Linked DNA regions of Mus musculus: region 2 is linked to region 1. Evidence: chromatin contacts called from ENCODE Hi-C or POLR2A ChIA-PET data. All regions are on one chromosome and are shown on one strand. Each heading gives the region's core, a stretch centred on a gene start or an enhancer-like site at or near the end of the contact. The rest is flanking DNA. Distances are from core to core; before and after follow the strand shown. Region 1 overlaps Wipf2 (WAS/WASL interacting protein family, member 2). Region 2 holds the start of Cdc6 (cell division cycle 6).

What was found. A loop is a pair of places that touch in the nucleus more often than their neighbours do. ChIA-PET counts read pairs that join two places held with the same protein, here RNA polymerase II (POLR2A).
Region 2: POLR2A ChIA-PET joins it to region 1 with 11 read pairs in embryonic stem cell. The contact joins the promoter of Cdc6 here to the enhancer-like site in region 1. A Hi-C loop is called at or near these places in 11 of 37 maps with a recorded cell type or tissue (CH12.LX, Patski, gastrocnemius and 6 more). POLR2A ChIA-PET finds 5 or more read pairs at or near these places in 3 of 5 experiments (Patski and embryonic stem cell).

The regions. Positions count from the first base shown.
Region 1 is chr11:98,870,574-98,873,769 of GRCm38, forward strand. All of the region lies in intron 1 of Wipf2 (WAS/WASL interacting protein family, member 2), which reads left to right. Among named protein-coding and RNA genes, the nearest start is that of Wipf2, 8.6 kb to the left of the region's middle. Within about 2 kb of position 1,623, at least 2 of the 3 ENCODE cell types and tissues checked have a DNase peak (open chromatin) inside an H3K27ac peak, as active enhancers do; they include heart and left cerebral cortex, where a contact is called at or near this core.
Region 2 is chr11:98,906,121-98,909,316 of GRCm38, forward strand. It overlaps Cdc6 (cell division cycle 6), which reads left to right and starts at 1,681. Exons shown (of 12, transcript NM_001025779.2): 1 at 1,681-1,861; 2 at 2,517-2,710. The coding sequence starts at 2,530. RefSeq lists an enhancer at 1-521.

The sequences.
Region 1 (3,196 bases), core at 373-2,872:
CTGTAGACCAGGCTGGCCTCAGAGATTCCCCTGCCACTGCCTCCTAAGCACTAGGATTAGAAAGGCCTGTGCCACCACTGCCAGGTTGCATCTTTGTTGTTTAATGTGTTTTGGTCATTATTCCCCATTAGCAATAGATGTGCCCTATCCTGATACTCAAACTTTGCAGTCTTTTACAAAGTATGCTCCAAAAAAATGACCACAGTGAACTTAGCTTTTGAAATCGATTTTAGGTTTTCTTTCTCGGTCTCCTTCATTTCCTACCAGCTGAACTCTAACCCAACCCTTAGCTCATTAAAAAGAAATTGCATGTGTGTACAGGATTGCTCACACATGCCTGGGGAGGGGAGAGGAGGGTGTCAGACTCCATGCAGGTCATAGGTGGTTGTGAGCCAGCAGGTAGAGATTAGACTTGGGTCATGTGGAAGGACGGCAAGTGCTCTTAACAGTGGAAACGTCTCTCCAGCCCCTTGCTTTGTTTCTTGAGGCAGGGTGTTGTAGCTCAGGCTGGCGATTAAGTGTGTGCCACTATGCTCAGTGTTGGTTGGTTGGTTTGTTTCCTTTGAAATAGTTCTCAAGTTCATGGCAAATAAGGACATTTCCCCTAATGTGCACCAAGCACCGTGCTGGGTGTTAGAGATACAGCCAAGCAAACTGGCTTGAGGTTTTGCCTCTGTGACAGTTATGGCCTAGTAGAAAAGACCTCCATGAAAGACATGATTAACTGTTGCTGCGTTCCCAATGTAGGCAGCTAATGGGGAGCCCAGGCTGACTGAGGAGAGGGCAGTCGGGAGAACTTGGAGGGACTGACTTTTAAGGTGAAACCTTAGGATGAGGGAGGATTTAAAGGTGTGGAAAGAAAGCCCTTATACGCCCAGGTGAGAAGAGAAAGATCAGGGCCAAGAGAAGGCACTTGAGTTAGCTAACTGGTTAATTTCTATGGTACTGAAGACCAGACCAAGGGCCTGCTTGAGGCCAGGCAAGTCCCTGCCTCTGAGCTTCCCCCCCACGTGAGCTTCAGAGACTGCTAAGCTCAGCATCAGGAAATGTGCGGGGGAACTCTCTCCACAGTGCTGGCTACTGCTGTGGATGCTGAAGTTGCCTGCATCTTTATCTTTGTCTTTGGATCTTGTTTCCCACCAGAATTCCCCTTAGTAACGCCTATCCCTTTAGTCTCATCTTCTCCTGGTTTTGTAAATTAAGCCTGGTTGGCTGGACTAGGTTTTAAGATTCCTGGGGAGCAGTCCTTAGATTAAGGGGGTGCTGGGGTTTAAGTTGGTGACTGAGGGAACAAAAGGTCTGTAGTTGTAGGGAATCATGACGGCTTTTCTGGATGTTCCCGGGGCCAAGCAGAGAATACAGATATTCTTATATGAGCTTGTGAGAATAGTGTTCTATCATCCAATCATCTGGGGTGTGTTTTTCCACAGGACACGCAAGTGAATGAGTGCCCTGAGGGAGGGCTGTCCTGACCCAGAATGGATGGAGGCATTTTTATCTGGGGCCATTCTAACAGTGGGAAAGCATTGGAAGCTGCTGACTTTGGTTCAGAGAGCCCAGCATTCACAGCCCAGATGGTCCTGTGTGACTGAGTACTTTTCTTATGTAATTGGATCAGCCTGCTCTGCTTTCATAACTTCAAGCAGACTCTTGATTTAGCCCTAACGCTGGCGATCAAGGAGCCCTGATGTGCAAGTGCTTCCAGCAGCTCTGCAAGAGGCGGCTGCATTTCTGGTGGCTCAAGGGTATGAGCATGTGAGAGGAATGTCATGGTGCTGGCATTAGATTATCTGTGGTGAGTTGGGACTTACTACATTCTTTGAAATGAGGCATGGCAGCTCTCCCTCTGTGGTGTGACGCTCATGGGGCTTCTGCTTAGAGTTTCTGTCAGGCCTTTTCTTAGTGAAGTCTGTTACTGGCTTCCTTCCTTTCTCTGGATGTGCTTACTGCTTTGTGTTTGCGGTGTGCACATGAAGGATGCTCTGATGGAGGTGGGCAGCTACTTTAAGAGATATGGCTAGCTTACAGTAAGAGCCTATTTTGCCATCAGAGAGTAGGTCTCTGTCTTTTTTGTTTGTATTAGATTTATTTTATTTTATTTTTTTAAAGACAGACACTCACAGTGTAGTCTTGACTGGCTGGCCTGGAACTCTGGGTCTGGTTATTGTAATGCTACCCTTAAAAGAAAAAAATAGAGCCTGGTCTACAGAGTGAGTTCCAGGACAGCCAGGGCTACACAGAGAAACCCTGTCTCGAAAAACCAAAAAAAAAAAAAAAAAAAGAAAAAAAAAAAGGAAGGAAGGAAGAAAGGAAAGAAAGAAAAATGAAAATGAAAAATAGGCAGGGGGTTGGAGACTCAGACTCAGAGGTTAAGAGCACTGGCTGCTCTTCCAGAGGTCCTAAGTTCAATTCCCAGCTACCACATGGTGTCTCACAGCCATCTATAATAGGATCTGATGCCCTCTTCTGGCATACAGGTTTCATGCAGATAGAGCACTCATACATAAAATAAATAAATTAAAAGAAAGAAAGAAAGAAAGAAAGACAGACAGACAGACAGCTGGACACTTAATCCCAGCCTGGAGGAGGGAGACAGGTGATCTCTATGAGTCCAGAGCTAGCCAGGCCAGTGATGACTACATAATAAAGAGACCCTGTCTCAAAAGAATGAGAAAACAAGACCTTAAAAGTGATAAAGTAAGTATCTTAGAGTTTCCATTGCTTTAAAGAGACATCATGACCAAGGTAACTTATAAAGGACAACTTTTTTTTGTTTGTTTTTTTGTTTTCAAGACAGGGTTTCTCTGTGTAGTCCTGGCTGTCCTGGAACTCACTCTGTAGACCAGGCTGGCCTTGAACTCAAAAATCCACTTGCCTCTGCCTCCCAAGTGCTGGGATTAAAGGCGTGCACCACCACTGCCCAGCTAAAGACAACATTTAATTGAGGCTGGCTCTGGACTGTTCAGAGGTTCAGTCCATTATCATCAAGGCAGGAAACATGGCAGCAGCCATGGTAGCGCCCAGGCAGGTGTGGCGCTGGAGGAGCTGAGAGTTCTACATCTTCATCTAAAGGAAGCCAGGAGCAGACTAGCTTCCAGGCATCTAGGAGAAGACTGGCTCCCACATGGTTAGGAGGAGGGTCTCCTTGCCCACCCCACAGTGGCACACTTTCTTTAACAAGGCCATACCTCCAAAT
Region 2 (3,196 bases), core at 431-2,930, 36 kb after region 1:
AAGATGTGAGCCAGGGAGGTGCTCTCCGGTTCCACTGCCCTGGGAGAAACAGCATCCAAGCTGAAAACCTCCCTTCCGTGGCCTGTTCTCCATCTACCACGGCAGCTCGTTTTCTTCTGGAGTCAGTGCTTAGCTGCTCGAAAACCTTCACAGAGTGGACCCCTTCACCATCTTGACCTGTTTAGAACCCAACTCTCTTTAATCCTCCATAATTAGGTAGTCAAGAGTTTAGTTTTCTGTCAGACTATTTAAAATGCAAATATCAGCTCTTACAATTAGTTATAAAAACTTCCTAGGGAGCCGGGCGGTGATGGCACACGCCTTTAATCCCAGCACTTGGGATTTCTGAGTTCAAGGCCAGCCTGGTCTACAAAGTGAGTTCCAGGACAGCCAGGGCTATAGAGAAACCCTGTCTCGAAAAATAAACAAACCAAACAAAACCAAAAACCTTCCTCGGGTGCTTATAAAGACTAATTAAGGTGATAGAGGTAAAATAACGAGCTCAGACCCACACACTTACGTTGGCTCTTCCCAGCTATTTGAAATGAGAGGTAACTGGCGATTGTGCTGTTGTGCTCCTACTTGTAGCTTTGTGTCTGTTTTATTTGGTATCAGACAATAAAAGATATATCCTATAGCCAGGTGTGGTGGCGCACACCTTTAATCTCAGCACTTGGGAGGCAGACCCAGACAGATCTCTTGAGTTTAAGGCCAGCCTAGTCTACGTAGTTCCAAGACAGCCAGAGCTACAAATAAAAAGTCTCAGAAAACAATAACAACCAAAACAAAACAAACCAAGAACAAAATCCCATAGACTTTACCATTACCTAGAATTGGGCTCTGGTCTTTAGAAGAACCCGAGTAACCTTGGAGCCTGACCTGCCTGCAAATGGCTGCTCTAGTTACATTTTTCATTAAATGCTCAGCTTGCCTTGCCGATAACTCTTTTCCTTGGGTCCCAGACCCTAGTGCTTGGCCATAAGAGATTTTCAAATTAAAGAGACATAATTTTACTCCCTATGATGTGTAGCTAGATGGATGTTAAGGCAGCACTTGGAATGTATGACCTTGAAATTATACGTTTGGTGTTGCACTTGTTTCTCACTGAGCAAGCGCAAGTCAACAAATAGTGAGATGATGTCAGTTTGCTTAGATAGGTCTAGAACTTGCCCCCCCGCCCCCCAAAAAAATACCCTGGTTCGAGTTATCAGCTCCTCCCCACAGAAAATTCTGTGACCTTATACATTCATTTGCTTCATGCCATACAGGACCGCCCCCCAAAAAGTAGGCCTTGTAGCCCTCTTAAAATCTAGCCCACCAGAATAATGAAAATAGGGATGTTTGGCAGATAAGATGAGCAAAGGTAGCCCAGTAGAATGAGGACGTTAGGCAACGGTGGGGAGGCTGGGTGGAGGACAAAGTAGAAATAAAAATACGGAAGTAGATGTGCGTAGAGGCAAAAAAAAAAAAAAAAAAAAAAAAACTACACTTCCCGCCAGGCTTTACGGCGTGACGCGCTCGTAAACGCGCGCCTTTCCTCCGAGGTCTCAAAAGTTAACGCCCTCCCGGGCGAGTGGGTGTGACTTCGTGGTGGTCGCTGAGACCTGGGGCTGTCCTATTGGCTGCCGGCCGTCACCGGCGAAGGCGTGGTGATGAGTGACAACTAATCAGAAGCCTGGCTGGACTTTGGCGGGAGACGAGAAGGCTGAAGTAGAGCGGCTTTGGCGCGAGTTGACTTTGCAGCTGCTGTAGAATTTGTGGCGGGAGAGTTTTTACGGTGGTGATCGAGACGCGAGGAGTGTGCACTGAGCGACACGGCCCTGAAGAGTGCAAAGCTCCGCGAGGTCTGGTGTCCAGAGAGGTGAGGCTGGTCCGAGCAAGGCCGGTGGAGAGCGGGAAATCGCCTGGGGTCTGAGGCTGGGTCAGGGAGGGGGTTGTGAGCTCTAGAAGCGGTTCGAGCACGCCGCGTTGGGAAGGAGAGAGCTGCTGGGAGGAAACGGTGTAGGGTGGGGTCGGGAGTTTGGTGGAGTGCTGGCTAGTTTTGAGCAGAGGACGCAGCTGCCCTTGCCCAGGACTTGGGAGAGCCTAAAGGTGACGGTCTGGAACCAAACCAGTGCTAAAGACGTCTCACATGTCTGCAGGGAAGGAGCTAAAGTATTATAGAAATAAATGGAGACAGACTTCTGGCATCATACAAGTGTAAGAACTTGGCTTCTGGTCCCAGGGTGCCCAGGGTGATAGCCGTGTGTTTCTGTGACTATCTCTTTAAGAGAGGGCTAATAGTGTCTACATTTGACGTATGGTAAGACTGTAGTGTGTAATATGTGTATAACGGAATGTTACACGTACTAGGCAGACAGACGTTACCCTTTATTACATAGATTTGCATGGGAAGCACAACTAAATGTTAAAAATGCTATGTTAACGTGATTTATGGAGTGCTGGTCCCCAATATAATTATTTATATTGCTCTGTGTGTTTTTCTCTTTGCTCTCCTGATTTTCCTTTGTATCCAGTTGTGTGGCCATCATGCCTCAAACCAGATCCCAGACACAAGCTACCATCGGTTTTCCGAAAAAGAAGCTATCTAATACCCTGAAGAAACCCAATTCCCGGGATTGTGAAGTAAAACTTAGAAACGTCCAGCCTGTACCCACCACTCCGTGTGTGGACGTAAAACTTCTGCCTCTCAGTCCCCGAAAACGTCTGGGTAAGCCCTCCGCTTTGTGAGTGCGACTTTGTGACTGAGCTCTCAGCCTTTCCTGCCTTGATGCTGAGGTGCCTGGCTCTTAAAACCAGAGCTGTATTTGCCTTCATAATGGCTGCCAAGTGTGTACCGAATTTCACGGTTGAGCCGTACACTAGAGATCATTTGCTAAGGAACCTAGGTTTGATCTTCATTTCCTTAGTTCTGTCCTTTACATTTCCCTTGAAGTTATAGTGTTATGGAACTCGCCTGCGTGCTTGTGAAATTAAGAGGAAACAAATAACCCGGGAGGTGGTGAGCTTGCTTTTAATCCCAGCACTCAGAAGGCAGAGGCAGGTGGGTCTCTTGAGTTTGGGGCCAACCTGGTCCACAGAGTGAGTTTCAGGCCAGCCTGGGTTAACCCAGAGAACTCCTGTCTTGAGAAAGAAAAATTTGATGAGATTCTTAATATTTTTTTAATTTTTGCTATCAAATAGTACTTGACAGCCA